Linked DNA regions of Mus musculus: region 1 is linked to region 2. Evidence: chromatin loops called from intact Hi-C (ENCODE). Cell type or tissue: left cerebral cortex. All regions are shown on one strand.

Region 1 (8,000 bases), 180 kb before region 2:
AAGTAAAATCTCATCAGGACACAGTCCTGTTCGTTTTTCTCTTCTCCCCTTATTGCCATGTTAACATTAGTTAACAAATCTGGTAGTTATGGCAGAGACTGTCCCCAGTAAACATTTACTCTCTAGCTTTAGAGAGAAGACTTCCAAAGTGCTCCCCCCCAAGTTCTGAACTGCCAGCCCCTCAAATATGGGGCTGATTCTCTCTATGCACAGCAGAAGCAGGTGTGGAGATCTCACTGAGGACCAAGCACAGCTGAACCCTTTTTTCCTCTTCAGAATGGTCTTGTTAGGGGCATGGGGGTTTTAGTTCAGTTTGTAGATTAGCCTGCCCAGGATGCATGAAGCCATGGGTTCAATCCCCAAGTTTTCATTAAGTGGGTAAGATGATCTACTGCTGAATCCTGAATGGCCATGTAGAAGGGACGGTGTGACATGATTTCCCTTCCCTGGAACAGAGACAGCAGGGTGTGGGCTTCCATGAGTGCTGATGGTTGCTAGGCTTGAAGCCTGTGTGTGTATTGCTGGGCATGAGACTTGTTTTTACTTCATGTCCTTCCTTCGGGAAATATTCTCCCTGTCAGGGTCATTGGGGAATGTCCACTCTGTCAAGGTTAATGGCTCCATGATAATCAGAGACAGCACAAATCTAGGAATTGAGGCTGTATCTAATGTCTCAGCAAAATGGTAGAATGATGTGACCTTCAGGGCAGCCTTTAAGGCTGTGGGAAAGAACTCTGAAAACATGAGTTCAAAAATATATAATTTCTCAACTATGTAAAATATAAGGACACAATATGAATTATATGAGGGGCTTCACAGACCGTAAAGAACAGACTCCGTGGCACCGTGAGACAGCTTGTCAGAAAGATACAAAGGCAGGCAGATTCCCGAGTTCAAGGTTAGCCTGGGACAGAATGAATTTAGGTCCAGGCGTGGTTGGAATGGTCATCTCAGGATGGGATCCAACCCAGCTAAATTTATTGTTTGTGCCTACAAAGGCAGGTAGATCACTGAACTCATTGGCAATGTTAAAAATGTACTTGCTGTCTTTCTAAGAATCAGGGGGCTGGGGTCGTGGGATGCTAATTTGGGGGACCTGGGAAAATGATCGAATTGATGTAAATAAAAGACAGGGCTTTTGATCGACAAGAGATGAGCTATCCAGAGAGTTTTTAGAATTCTTTTCAAGCAAGAGAGAGCTGTCTCGAGCAGAGAGCTGCCTGGAAAGCTACCTAGAGCAGAACACAGGCTGTCAGCTTGTACCTAACGATTTGACTTTGAGTTGTCCCTCCACCCCTGATGCTTTCAAACTCCCCTTCTCTTAGGAGCCTCTCTCCAAGCCGAGGCTGGTCCTTGGCAGTGCACACCTGTATTATCAGCAAAAAGACTTTAAATTCATGGCCATGTCACTTTCTTCAGTGGCTTAGCCATTGATAAGTTGTCTGTGCTTTTGTGAATAACTCCCTCCATGCCCATGCAGGTGCCCTAGTTAAACATGGCAGGACACACAAGAAGCAAGACATAGGAAGTAGGAGAGGGACTTGGTGGGAAAAGAGTTTCGACAGGTGGGAAACAGGAAACAGAAGATGTAACGGGGGTAAGAAAATGTAACGGGGGTAAGCTAAAATTCCTCATGTATGTGTATAAAACCCAGAAATAAAAGCACAGAGTTAGGAAGGGAATCAGAAAACAAAATAAAGGTTTGTTATGCTAGCATATCATATGTGTATGTTTAAAAATGTCATATTATAGACAATAAATACAACTTTCCTCTATTAGGTAAAAGTAAAATTCTTAGATGATGATGGAGGCTTGTCTATATGATCTGGCCTTTCTGTCTTTACTGTCATCGCTGCAGTGGGAGGGATGAGTGCAGATGGCCTTTGATTTCAGGGTAGAAACTTATGTGTAGACCTCCTGCCCACACCTTGTCTCCCGAGAAGCTCACTTGTTAGGACTTGGTAGTAAATTTAGATGACATCAAAAGCCTCTTAGTGCATGGGAGTAGAAGGAATGGATCTCTAAGGGCCACTGCTCCCGCAGCCTGGCCTCCTGACCTCACCAGCCTTCAGTGGACAATGAGTCCATTTTCAAACAGTAACATGTCGCTCCATTCTGTGAGACCTTGCATGGAATTCTGAGACTGAGTGCTAGGGACAAGCTCACCTTTTGGATTTCTGCTTCAGACAATCTGTTCATGTCAGATGGAGCTTGTGAACATGTCTTGATTCCTGAGTAGGGAAAGGACTCGGCAGAATTTCGAGCAGCAAAGCATCGCAGGCCTTTATCGTTGCTGCGGGAATGCCTGGCAGCAGCAACTTAAGAGAGGGAGGTTTTATTCTGGATCATGGTCTGAGCGGGAGCAGTCCGTCTTGGACAGAAAAGCATGGCTAAGATTGTGGCAGCAGAATCATGTGGCCGAGACACCTCCCATCTGAGCAGATCAAGGAAGCAAAGAGCTTTGACTGGAAACAGGGCCAGATTGAAAAATCTCAAGGTTGTCCCCAGTGACTCATTTCTTTGGCTAAGTCCCACCACCTGAAAGATCCACAGACTCTCAAACAGCACTACCACAAGCTATAGACACCAAGTATTCAACCCACGAGCCTATCAGGGCCATATTTAAACCACAAGCTATAGGCACCAAGTATTCAACCCGTGAGTCTATCGGGACCATATTTAAACCACAAGAACAACTAATGTGAGCACCATGGCACATTAAGCTCTAGAAGAAGGCTAGGTGCTGCCTGGCTTCTGGTGCATATGGCCAGTGAAAAGGAGATATCACAGGTCTGAGACACACTCAGAGAGGTCGGACCTTGTTTATAAGAAATTACTGATTCTATCTCTTTTATTGAGCACTGATCATAGGCCAGATTGTAGTCCTTGCTGAAAATAGAAGACAAAAGGCAGCTTTTATCTTGGTAGTCAGATGGCGCCACCCACGTGTGGTCTGTCACCTCTATGGGAAAGCATCAGAGGCACAGGAAGGGCTTCTGAGTCTGCCAAGCCCTTCATAAGGCTCACTGGGGGCTCACAGTTAACACAAAGGCATAGAGGCGACAGCTCAGGCAGACCTAGTGCCACAGTAGGTATGAGGGTGGATGTGAGCCGGGCCACAGTGAACTCAGGGCTCGTGGCTTGTGTGTGGAGCAGAGTGGAGGACAAGGTGTTAGACAGGTCACACACTATGACATGCAAGAGTGATTGTTTTTCCTTTTATCTCCACTGAAGTGGCTAGGGATGTGGGGTTAGAGGATAAAGAAGTGGATTTGTTTCAAAGTTTGTTTTGTGTGGTGTGGAGGGGGACACCCCAAATAAGGAGCTAACATCTGTGAGACTATCTTCGGAAGATGTGAACCCCAAATATTGGAGAGGTGAGGGTGGCTGGGTATGAGAGACAAGTATGGGGTCGCACGGACAAGCTCAACCAGGGCCACCATGTGTGGGTTGTTTACTGTACACCCGGTATCTGAGAGGTGTAGATTTATGTTGTTATAACACGAACTTTCCAGAAGGTGGCAGTGGAGAGTCCAGAGAAAGCCTGCCTCCTTCTTCGCATCAAGAAGCCCCATGAGTGAGCTGCAGCTCAGGGCTTGAGGAGTTGTTGGTCCCCAAAGAATTAAGCAAGTGAAGAACAGAGGGAGGGATGGCTGCCAGATCTGCAGCCCAGGAAGCTGAGAGACCAGAGGTTCCTTCACTGGGGTGTAGAATATCTGGGGAGTGGGGAACTTAGGGCTGGGGTAGTAATGGGACTAAAAGCCACCCTGATGGAGAGGGAGACTGAGAATGGGTGTCTAGTCTGCAGCTCAGCGGGAGCCACCTGAACCCTCTGGTTCTCTGGAGCAATTCTCAGAAGACAGGCGCTTTGGGCCGACCATGACTGTTGTCTTCACTGACTTGGCAACTTTAAAAGACTCTAAACTTTTTTTTTCTCCTCCTGTGTGCTTAAGGAGCCAAACTGGTTTGTGACCATACAGGATATTTCATTTGCTCATAATTTACTTGGCCCTGGGCTCTGGGATCAGAGCACCGAGTGAGGCAAGATACCTTTCTTGCAGAGTTTGCAGCCCGGCTGCTAATCAGATGAACGAGGAAAGTTTGCCAGCAGCCGTGGGCACGCAGGCTGGCCGTGGTCAGTGTGCAGGAAGTGGCCCTGCAGATGGTTTCTGAGGAGGCTTCCCTGAGAATGAATCAAAAAACTCATATAGCTTAGCATGAGTCAGGTGAGCAAGAGGATGGAGACGGGGCAGGCACACGGTGCAGGCAGGGGCTGGCTACAAGGACTCTGGAGGAACTCATGAGTCATCTAGATTTTCCTGAGGCAGTGGGACTCTCTGGAAGCTTTGAAAACTTCTAATGAAAAATTTTTCAAAGGTTTATTTATTTATTTTATGTATGTGAGTACACAGTCGCTGTCTTCAGACACACCAGAAGAGGGCATCAGATCCCATTACAGATGGTTGTGAGCCACCATGTGGTTGCTGGGTATCAGACTCAGGACCTCTGGAAGAGCAGTCAGTGCTCTTAACCACTGAGCCCTCTCTCCAGTCCTGACTTATTTACTTCTGAGATAAGGTCTCACGATATAGTCCTGACTGGCCTGAAACCTGCTATGTAGATCAGGATGATCTCAGACGCATAGAAGTCCACTGGCCTGCTTTCAGGAGTGCTGGGATTAACTGCGTGTGCCTCCTCACCCAGCCTGCTGGTGACTTTCAAGCAGGGGAGGTGATTGATTCCTATTAGAATTTTGTTAGGAGGGCGGTGGCTTCTGTAAGTGGCCACTCACAGAGGACCCAGGCTCCTCACCCTGACAACTTGATCTGGGGCATCAGCTGTGGGGGTGGAAGTGGATGTGTTCACCATGCAGGGAGAGGCACAATGTTCACATGTAGCAGGAGTTTGCTGCCTTTTTGGCCCATGTCACTGTGTTGATGATGTCACTGATGCTCTCGGGGAGGATGGAGAGAGGAGTAGAAGGCTGAAGAGCTGAGCTCACCTCCGCATTGAGTGCATAGGTTGTGTGAGCTTGCTGGGCCCCTGAGCCAGGGAGTCAAGTGCGCAACACAGTTGGATCTCTGATCAGAGAAGCTGGGAGAGGTGCTAAGGTCTAAGGAGGAAATCCAATATCACAGAAGTTAGCAATGAAATCCCAGGATCTGCCTGGAGGTAAGGGAGAGGAAGCGAAGAGCTCTGGGTGGAGCAGGCTCTGAGAGGGCGTGGATTGCAGAGGACCGAGGAAGTAGAGCAGGTGTCAGGGAGCCATGAACGTCAGGGAAGAGTGTTACAGAGAGGCAGCTATCAGGGCAATACGAGCAACAGGAAGTCCTTCTCAGGTCATGTGGGAGGAGAGCTGAGAACTAGAGGGGAGCTGGACACGCACCCAGCAGAAGCACAGGCTATTCTTGGAAGCAGGGATAGGGCTCCTCATGTAGCTCTAGGCTGGTGTGCAACTTATTGTGTAGACCAGGCTGGCCTTGAACTCAAGATAAGCTTCCTGTCCAGAATGCCAGCATCACAGGTGTGTACAACATTCTAAGAGTGAATATTCTTAGGAAGGTAGACATTACAAAAAATTTTTTTTGATAGGGTTTCTCTGTGTAGCCCTGGCTGCCCTGGAACTCACTCTGTAGACCAGGCTTGCCTTGAACTCAGAAATCCACCTACCTCTGCCTCCCAAGTGCTGAGATTAAAGGCATGCGCCACCACTGCCCAGCACAAATGTAGTCTGATGTTAACGGAAAGACTAGAGAGGAGGGAATTGCAAGAGAGAAAAGGGAGAGGTGGGTAAAGGAGTCTTGGGTATCAGAGAGTAGGTGTCAGTGCTAGCCCTTGACTTTAGAGGAGATGAGACCTGAAAGTGGCTGAGACCCAACAGGGGAGGACCATAAAACTTCATGGAGATGTGTTCTACCCATTCTGACTTCTTCCCAACTAAGCATAGGACCAGGTTGTCATCTAAGGGAGACTGTGCTGAAGGATAATGGGAGAAAAGAGGTGAAAATCATGAGTTTGGTGGGTGGCAAGGTGAGCAGATGAGACATGTAAACACGTCCTCAGACCCGTCTGTGGACTCACTTCTTCCTAGGAAGAGACCCTAGGATGAGACATGTGACAGGAAACTCTGGTACCCTCCCTGTCCCCTTGGCCTGGGTTTCAGGTGGCCACTGTTGATGAGATGTCCCATTGAGCTTGGTCTAACCTGGTCTAACCTTGGTCTAACTTGGTCTAACATTTGCTAGATTGTGTTCATCCTACCTGATGCCACAGCACTCTATCTGCTTAAGTGACAGTGACAAATGCTTTGCTTTGACAACTGGAGACATAGAGTATCCGCAGTGAGTCTCTTCCACATTGGGAACAGATATGCCCAGTCATGGTGGGAGCTGGAGTGCATCTGTGCCAGATGTCTGATGACGTAGAGACTGGGGTGCTGCTGGGATGTACCATGCTCTACCATGTTTGGGCTGGACTTGGTGACCTCACTTATGATCCTGCCACATCTGTAGTGGGCCAGTGATTGTGGCCTCCTGCTCTTCCTAGCCTAAGAGCCAAGTATCATAAGCAAATACAACCTTTATTATCACGGTAGCCTTCTGAGTTGTAGAACTCTACTTAATTTCGGGCAACGTAACATTGGACTATTTTAGAATCAGTTTTTGTGATCCGCTCTCCTCAGTGTTTTGTGGGTTATTCTGTCTGTCATTATCCACAAACCCCCTGTTATAAGTATGTTACATAAAAATATTTGAGAAATTGTAAAAGGAGAGGTATCTAACTAATGGGTATGTAATTAAAATCGTCTAAGGATGACATTGTAACTGGGGAATCACCACCACCGTTATCACCACCACCATTATCACCACCATCAACATCACCACCATCCTTCTCCTCCCACAGAGGGCTCTGGCTGGTGTTCCACAGTGAAGTAGAAACCTCAGACAAGCTGAACTAGCCTGGCCTAAATTGATGGCCTCACCATTGTGCTTTCTGGCAAGGAGTCCAGACTTACCATTGATTTTTCCTACAATTGATTGTTCTTTTTTAACATTGGGTTTTTATTTTTCCTTCCCTGTGGTTTGTCAACTGGCTTCTTGGTTGCATTGTGGGTTGTACGTGGCATTACAGAGGCCACACTGGGTCAGGCTGGCCAGAGTATCTGCTGATACAATCACCCAGGGCGATAACATTAGACCTGGCTAGACCTGGAAGAAAAGGCCAGTGGACTGCCTTTGTGTTACATTTTTAAGTTTATTCTTTTATTTTCTGTATGTCTGTGTGTGTGTGCACGTTGCTCTGTATGAGAGTTTATGTGCATGTGTGTGAGTGTGTGCATGTATGAGTGTGTGTACAAGAGTATATGAGTGTGAGTGTGTGTGCATGAGTGTATGTTGGAGTGTGTGAGTGTGTATGAGTGTATGTGTATGTATGAGTGAGCATGAGTATGTGTATGAGTGTGAGTATGTGTGTGTATGAGTATGTGAGTATGTATATGTGTGTGAATGAGTGTGTGTATATGTATGAGTGTGTGAGTTTGTGTTTGTGTGAGTGTGTGTGTGTGTGAGTATTGTGTGTGTGTGTGAGTGAATGTGGAGTTTAGAGAACAACCTTAGATGTTTCTCTGGATCCTGTCACCCATATTTTTGCATCAAGGTCTACCATAGCCTGTAACTTGCCACTCTGGCTACTCAGCCCAGGGAGCTACCTGGCTCCACTTGCCAGCACTAAGGTCACACACATGCTGCCATGCTTTTTAAAACATGGGTTCTGGGAGATCAATCCTGGGTCCTGGTGCTTCTAAGCACTTTACCTTCTGTGCAGTCTTCCCAGCCCTGTGTCATCCTGCCTGAGTCCCTTGGTCAGGCCCAGTGAGCTTAGGGCAGGAAAGTTCTAGCTAAGAGAAAACCTAGCACCAGATGTGGTTGCTGGCTCAGTAATAAATTGCAGGTGAGTGGGAGAGGGACAGCCCTGAGGTCTGATTTTTTTTTTTTTTTTTT
Region 2 (8,000 bases):
TTCTCCTCCTCCTCGCCTCTTCCTTGGCCTGCTCTCCTTTCCAGCCCACATGTTACTTCTGTTGTATTTGAGTGAGGGTGAGGTTTTGTTCTGATCTGGCTTAGGCCGAGCTTCCCTTTGTGCTGGTTCCCATCAGCACGGAATCCTGGAAGGCAGACTCGTTTTTTTTCTATTTGTAAACATCGGGGGATGGTGCTAAGGTTCGATTAGGGTTTATTCACATGTTTTAATAGCCAATGGGCCTTCCTGCTGTTTATTCTAAAGCTGCTTTTCCATTTATAAACACTCTGTAAATTAGAAAGGGTTTGTAAGAGGGAGAGAGGTAAAGAGGGAGAGAGGTAAAGAGGGAGAGATGTAAAGAGAGAGAGAGCGAGAGAGGGAGAGAGGGACAGAGGGACAGAGGGACAGAGGGACAGGACAACACATTTGCCTAGCTCAAAGGAAACCATCTATGTGAGTCCTACAGACCCAGTAAAGACTTGGGCCATAGACACAAATGTGCTGCTTGCTGATGTCTCAGAGATATGAAGCTAAGGCATCTGTGTAATTTTTGAAAATTATGAGAATGAGAATGAGACCTGCGTGCAGGGACAGATCTTATGGAGTTGCTCTCCTTAACTCATCTTATGTGCAATGGGTAAACCGTTGATCTGGAGTGTGCTGTCGACCCCAGAAGGCACAATGGCACTTTACTCAGTGATAAGCCACCAGGAAGGAAGCAAGTTGTAGTTTGGAAAATTAGGACCGAATCTATAAGCATGGAATCCTCTGTGACTAAAGGCTATTAGGTGAGAAATCAATTGATTACCACACAGAATCCACTGGAACTAAAGATAGAGCAGTTTCCTAATCTTGCTTCTAGATAGCCTTCTCTTCTAAAGTTTATGAGAGAATCTGAACTTTAAATCCCACAGACAGGCCACTTTATCCAACAGCCTCTGCTGCTGCATGCCTCTAATCTCCACTTTCCTTCTGTTGGTAACAGCAGATGGATCAAAGCCAGAGTACAGCTTGTTTAAGTCCCAAAATATTCTACACATCACTTCTATTTCAGATAGCAAGCCGTATAAATTAAAACATGGACAAACTTGTCAACAGCCATCAGGATTCAAAATTCAAAAGCCAGTATAATCCCTCACCCCCTTCCCCGTGTTCAGAACACACAGCTCTAACTTCACCAGCTAGAGACGAGTTAAAAATCTAACAGCTATATACATATTGCTTTAACCACGTCCCAAACACTCTGCATGCATGCTCTTTAGGAAACATCAACATGTCCACTGTGTTGGAAAGCCCAGTTTTATACCACGTTACAAGTCAGTACCAACTTAAGATCTCACACACAGATGTGTCCTCAAGAGAGGATTTCCTTAGAAGTGCTGCTGACATTCGACTCCCTAAACCTTGTTGATTCCGTACTAATTGAAACCTGCACCCACTGCATCCGGATGCCACCGCTCAAGGCTTTTTACTTGATATGCAGTAGCTGGCACTGTGTTTAATCAGCTAAAACTGACGGGGGCCATGGCCTGTGAAGGAAAAAAAAAAAAGCAAAGCAAACCAATGTCTAGCAAGGTAAGGTGGAGTGGATCCTGGTACTCACCTGAATCAATGTCCAGATGAACTTGAATGCTAAGACTCCCCCAGCACAGGTTCTCCTTTGTTTATATTACTGGGAAGGATTCCTCCCCCCTCACTGTGTCTGCAATCGTGGAAGCCAGTTACCGTGCTCATAAGCTGACTAGAGGAGCTCACAGCCGGCTTCTGCCTCCCTAACTCTTGCTCCTCATGGTGCTGAGGACCCAGCCAAGTCTGGATGAAGGGCAAACTGTTTCTCTACTCTCTTGGATCTTGGGACCCTAGGCAGGAGTTGGTTGGCTGGTCTCTTACTGGTCAGGATGCTATCATGGCACTTTCCCAAAATCTATGTCCAAAAGAAAGTTACAGAAGGGTGTGAGAGAGGCAGGAGCCTGTGAACGTTTTCTGTGAGTCAGATACTTGGTTCAAATTCAACTGTTTTCCTCGGGATCTGATCTCACTCGAGCACACGTGTGTGTGTGTGTGTGTGTGTGTGTGTGTGTGTGTGTGTGTGTGTCACACACGCGCTTGTGCGTGCGTGTTTCCTTTCCTCGAGGAGGGATATTTTCTATGTTCTCAGGTCAGCTTTGATCTTTTGCGGTTTCAGTGTTTATTTTGAGCAGTTACTCTGATGCACCATCATGCATGAAATGGTTGATTTGCTAACTCCTGTGTGCCACATAATTCCATGGATAATCTGACACCCGAATTCAGCACGAACAGGGAATTTGATAGATAGAGATTGCCTTCCCAAGACCACAAGATCTAGAGTTTGCTAGGGGCAGCCATCCTATCAGGGACATGAACTCGCTGCACCTTGCTCTGGCCTTGGTGCTGAAACCAGAACCTGCTCAGAATGGCATCTACGGAAACTTTGCCATGTTGGAGGAGAGCCTGACAGGATATAAGTGCCCTCTCGTGGATCACTCTTAGGGAGCTGGACCCAGCTGATACCCTAGGATACCCTTAGGGCACACGGTGGGCATTTTTTTGCCTGGAGCCAAGAAAGTTTTGTCCAACGGTTTTTCCTGTCGCTGGAGCTGCTATGTCTCCTCCCACCTGGGTCGCCATGGAGACTCAGCGCCTTCCTTCTCCAGGCAAAATGGGCGAAGCTTAGTTAGCTCAGCCCTGATTGTAGCAAGCCCACTTTCTCGGACATTGTCCTTCTCCATTTTTATTTATTTATTTATTTTTTACCAAAAGAAAGCTAGCCAGGGCATTAGTGCTTGAACGGAAGTGCATAGCACACGGTACCTGAGAGCTCCCCAGGACCCGGAGACTTTGGAGAAAGCAGTTGGGAGCACACTGAAGCTATAATGAATTGCAAACTCCCAGACACTGGAGGGTTCCCCCCTCTCAGTCCTCTCCTTTTGGGGGAAGTAGAGGTGAAGAAGGGGTTGTTTGGAAAATTCTGTTATTTCCTTTTCAATAAGCTCAGGTTGTTTCTGTGACCTTTTCTATGTAGATCTGTTCCCCCTCTAATATTCTCTCCATATTGAACCCTGTATATATACCTGTGGATCCACCCAGGGCTTATTAGGCGTGGGGAATAAGAATACCATTTCAGTTAAAAAACTAACCCAAGCTTAACGTCTTGATACAAATGAACACATATCCAGAGAGAAGCTAAGTTAGCAGATTCATCTAGCCCCTAAATGCCATAAACACTTCGTGTGACCCTGGTGTTCCCTGCTTTCAGTTAGTTTACTTAGTCCTTGTCTTTCATCAGCACGGCACATCTCGGGTTTACTGATGAAGACTATGAGAAGTCCTCCCCTGTCTCAGGTTCATTTCGCCCTTCTGCTCACTTTTCCTCCTTCGCATCCTCTCCTCTTTATGCCCAAACAGAACAAGGCTACCGCTTTCCACCAAGACAATGGGCTTTTCCTAACTCTCCCTGCCTACCCCACCAGCCGCCCCTGCCTGCGGGATCATCTGTATGTTTGATCTTCACTAGAGGTGCTGGAGCAAGGTCCACAGTAACTGACCCATTCTCTAGCGCCCAGGGCAGGCAGACCCCTCCTCCCGCCACCCACCCAGGCGAGTTTTTAAGCAGCTAATGAAAACCCTATGAGACACATTTCCTTTTGGTTATGTAACCAAAGGCAGCTTTTCCTGCCTCTGGTGGACTTCAGCATCATGTCTCCGCTGAGTAGGGAATGCAAGCAGCCACAGTGGGGCTGGGGACCTGGCAGCCAGGACCCGAAGGCTCGAGGATCCTAGGACACGGAACATCTGTCTGGGATCCATGCCAGCTCCTCGCTTTCAGCAACTCAAACGCACTGCTTACCTTGTAGTGGACAGGGTAGGTTCACTCCATCCTGATCGCCTCTCTCGGAACGGAGCAAGATTCAATAATTCACTCCACGGTGAATGGCGAGGGAAGAAAATACAAGAAAAGGAGGAAACAGACCAACTGGAAGCAGATGGTCCAATTTCACATCAGCCCCGGCAGGCTTTCAGGAGACTCCATTCTGCTGCTAGCGGTTGGGTCCAGCTCCTGCTCCAGCTCCGACTCGCCGGTTCCCGCGGATCCCCACCCTCGGCCCGCCCAACCTCTCCAGCCAGGTGCTGCCGTCTGGTGACTGGCTCCCTCTGGCTGGAGGGCTGGGCGCTGGGGCCACCGCGGGGCAGAGGAGTGCGCGTGTGGGCAGGGACTGAGGAGGAAGCCCGGTTGCGAGGAAACTGGGGGACAGCCTTGAGTGGCAGAGGGAATAAATCCTCGTTTAGGAGCAAAGTGATAGACCTTGCAGGGAGACGTCATGAAAGCCGCAGATTCAACGAATGCTACTCGGTTCCAGCCCCACGGGCTGAGCCGCGCTGTCAGCGCACGAAGCGACGCGTCTCTGGATAAAAGCGGGCGCAGCGCCGCGCGCTGGAGAACCGAGGCGACACAGTGATCAGCTTCGCGGCGAGGCGGAAGAGATGGAGCCGGACCCTAGCTGCCCACCCTTCGCCCAGCCTCTTGTTCTTTTTAACCTGCAGTGGACTCAGGCGCTAAAACAGGGGAGCGCCACCGAGAAATAGGGGTTTCTAGTGCTGGGCGTGAGGAGTCTTTGGGTCTTAGATGCACAGGAACCTTCCATTCCCTCATGTCACTTAAGTCCTAAACTTGAGGATCAGTTTATGCCTACTTGTTATAGCTTCTCTTTTAGCTTTGACGAAAATTGAAAAGTGGGGTTTCTTCACTGCCATCCATTGGGCTGAAATAGATCACACGTGGCCAGCACAGCCCAGAGAGGCCTTAGCCAGCAAGAGGGGCCTGAGGGTGGGGGTGAGGGGGGGGGCCTGCAGCCCAAGACTTTGCTCACACAGATCTAAGAGCAAGTCTGTGCTGTGCTTTCTCTATCCTATCCACCACTCCAGGGACGTAGTGCCAGCTGCTGCCCCCACCCCTACTTTGGTTAAGCTTTCTGAGCTTTCTGAGTATAATCTCAACTGCCTGTAAACACACACACCCCTCGGACAGCCACCTAGTTTGGATTTAACCTGCTTTTGCATGGTTCTTTCAGGGGGCATCCCACAGTACAACCTGACTTTCTTTTACGGTCATTTTGCAAGCAGTAGCTCATTTCCAAAGCCTTCTCGCATCTAGCTTCCACCCAAGTACAGACCTGTTTATGCATTTTTAACCCAAGGAGAAATAGTTTCGCAAGGGTCTGTAAAAGTAATTGACACCACTGGCTGATAATTCTATAATGGCCCTATTAACCACGGGGTATTCTGTTTACTTCACAGCTCAAGAAGGTGACCCTTTCTGATGAAGGGATTCATCGAGATCTGCTCTTAGCAGTGAATGATATTTTATTCTAAACTCGCGCTCTAAAAGTAGGTGTGCATGCATGTTCATGCATGCGTGTGTTGTGTGTGTGTGTGTGTGTGTGTGTGTGTGTGTGTGTGTACCCACAGAGTATAGAAGAAAGCATCATATTACCCAAAGCATGAGTTACAGGGAATTATAAGCTGGGTAGTGTGGGTGCTGGAGTAGAATCTGGGTCCTCTGTAAGAGCAATGCAGGCCCTTAAGCTCTAAGTCATCTCAGCCCCTATTTGTATCTTTTAATGTCTCTCAGGAAGACTGTCTGCTTTCTGAGCCAACTTTGCTACAGAAAGGTGTTTACCTCAGTTTGCATCAACAGCTGGGCCCTCCTTACCCACACAGGCTACGAGTTTGTATTTGTTGATGATTTTCCCCGAGGGACTGTGATCTCAGTTGCTCGTGCCTCAGCTTTTGTGTGGCATTCAGAGGCATTACTATGCACAACATGTGATCTTATGCTACATAAGTCTGCTGGGCTTAGCAATTGTGTCAGAAATGAAGACAAAGCAAGGCCCTGGCAGAACAATGCCCTAGGGGCCTAGGGGTGTTAGCCCTGGAACATTAGATCAGTTCTCAGCACTACTGTGTAAAGAGTGCTTTATTTAATCTGCAAAGTGGGCATGGCTAGTATATATTTCCATCAGAATTTCCAAAGTGTCTTTCTCACAGGGCACTTGAAATTAGACAGTGGAGATATGTTCTATCTCCATTAACCCCCCAGAACCCCCAGCATGAAACTGCAGCTAGGGTTGTGTGTGGTCCTCTGAGCTTCAAGAATAGTACACAACTGTGCTTTGAATGGGACAGGTCACATTTAATTGGCATGGGGTTCTGTGAGGCCATCTGAATTCATCTATTCCCTGGAGCTCGGACAATGAGATCTGCCTGAGTGTATCAGTTGTGCTCAGGGGCTGCAGGATGCTGCCCCTCAGAGCCCTCAGGGACCCACCTCTCAAACTCCTGAAGCACATTGCACTTGCATGTCTGCAATGTCTCATGCCTGTCCTACAGTGTCAAATGCAGGCCAGGCAAGGAGCCAGGAGGATTTCCTCCTAGAGGTAGAGCTGTGCTCCGAAGCTGACATTGGCCCTGGCTTTTAGGATTAATTAATTATACAGGTGAGCCTGATCCCTCCATATATCAATTCTTAATAGAGGCCTATTAGCCAGTAAAATCGACGGAATGAATGATCTCTGCGGGGCACCATTTGTTTTGGCCTATCCTTTTCCTCACCACGGACTGGGTCAATTTACAGCTCAGGCTGTCTTCCTGGTGCATATGCAGACCAGCCTTGCCCTGAACTGGTGTGCAGGGGTTTTCTGGCTGCTTGGTCAGGGCTTGTTACCAACTTAAAACCTTGGGTTCCCATGGAAACACAGTTCTTCTGCTCCTGACAACTCCCCTACAAGTAAAATCGACGTCCAAACTTAACTCCTAATAGTCAGGGGTGATAGATGAGCTGTAAATTTCGGTTTGTGGTGATTAAAGCATTTTGATTTATTTATCCTAGGGACTGGAGTTAAGGGCTCAGTGGTTAAGGGCATAAATACTCTTCCAGAAGACCTACCCACATGGCAGTATCGATAACTCTGGCTCCAGGGGACACGATACCCTCTTCTGGCTTTCTCAGGCAACAGACATGCAAATAGTGTACAGACATACGTGCAAGCACAACACCAAACATGTACAATAAATTAGAAAGTTTTTTTTTTTTTTTTTTTTTTTGAGGCAGGGTTTCTCTGTGTAGCCCTGGCTGTCCTGGAACTCACTTTGTAGAAAAGGCTGGCCTTGAACTCAGAAATCCGTCCGCCTCTGCCTCCCGAGTGCTGGGATTAAAGGTGTGCGCCTCCATGCCCAGCTAGAAAGTTATTCTTTTCTACAGTTCTGCTTCGAAAAGACTGGATGACTCCGTCGGGTTTGTTAGAGGGAATAGTGGAGCTTCTTTTCCCAAGCCTGTCTGTGCACTGGAAGATGATTCTTAAGGCATTTCCAGGTGTAAATCAGGAAGGGTCTTCTGCTAAGTCAGGTACATCAGCTGCCTACTCTGTTTTAGGGCTCACCTTAGGCACGTTCACCCCCAGCTATTCAGTCATGGCTTCTTATTCCTTCTGGCACACTTTGATTTTCTACACCACTTCCTTGTGTCGGAACAATACTCACTGTCTTAGCTGATATTAAATTAGATTCATTTGTAAGTATTTTGACGTCCTTTTTCTTTTTTCTTTCTTTTTTTTTTTTTTAGTTTAGTTCCATGACTTTGTAAATGAGTATAATCCAGAGACTCCTTTGATCGTCGCCTCTTTCTCATAATGATGTGTTATTAGCCTCACTCTTCAGCAGGTAGAGATCCTTTTTAATCACGCTGTTCCCCCAAGAATTCATTAAAATACAATTAAAAAGTTATAATAGCTTCAAATACATTTCAAAAAGACCACCGGAGGGTGAGGGTTAGATGAACAGTTGTGTAAAGGAAGCCTATTCGTCTCCCGCACCTCTTTGGAGAAGTCGTTCCAATGAACATGGCATTTTCTCAAGGACGAAAATAAACAAACTGAATGTGTGAGATGCTCTTTCCTTGGTTGATCATTGATGAGATGATCCAG

The links. A loop is a pair of places that touch in the nucleus more often than their neighbours do. Peaks named below come from ENCODE experiments on the same cell type or tissue, not always from the same donor. Only the 100,000 strongest peaks of a DNase experiment are listed, where the experiment ranks them.
Region 1: it touches region 2 in a loop (5-fold over the local background); 19 of 42 quality-filtered maps call a loop at or near these places.

Annotation. Positions count from the first base shown.
Region 1 is chr16:94,813,082-94,821,081 of GRCm38, forward strand. All of the region lies in intron 3 of Kcnj6 (potassium inwardly-rectifying channel, subfamily J, member 6), which reads right to left. Among named protein-coding and RNA genes, the nearest start is that of Gm41507, 92 kb to the left of the region's middle. In left cerebral cortex, CTCF peaks have their summits at 3,525 (motif pointing right) and 4,436 (motif pointing right); DNase peaks (open chromatin) are centred at 2,474, 2,955 and 3,533; H3K27ac peaks cover 564 bases.
Region 2 is chr16:94,993,319-95,001,318 of GRCm38, forward strand. It overlaps Kcnj6 (potassium inwardly-rectifying channel, subfamily J, member 6), which reads right to left and starts at 4,378. Exons shown (of 4, transcript NM_010606.2): 1 at 3,869-4,378. Gm31407 (a long non-coding RNA gene) reads left to right here and starts at 4,910. Exons shown (of 2, transcript XR_385080.4): 1 at 4,910-5,406; 2 at 7,640-7,960. In left cerebral cortex, a CTCF peak has its summit at 4,451; DNase peaks (open chromatin) are centred at 52, 1,108, 1,860, 2,639 and 2 more places; H3K4me3 peaks cover 4,745 bases; H3K27ac peaks cover 3,482 bases.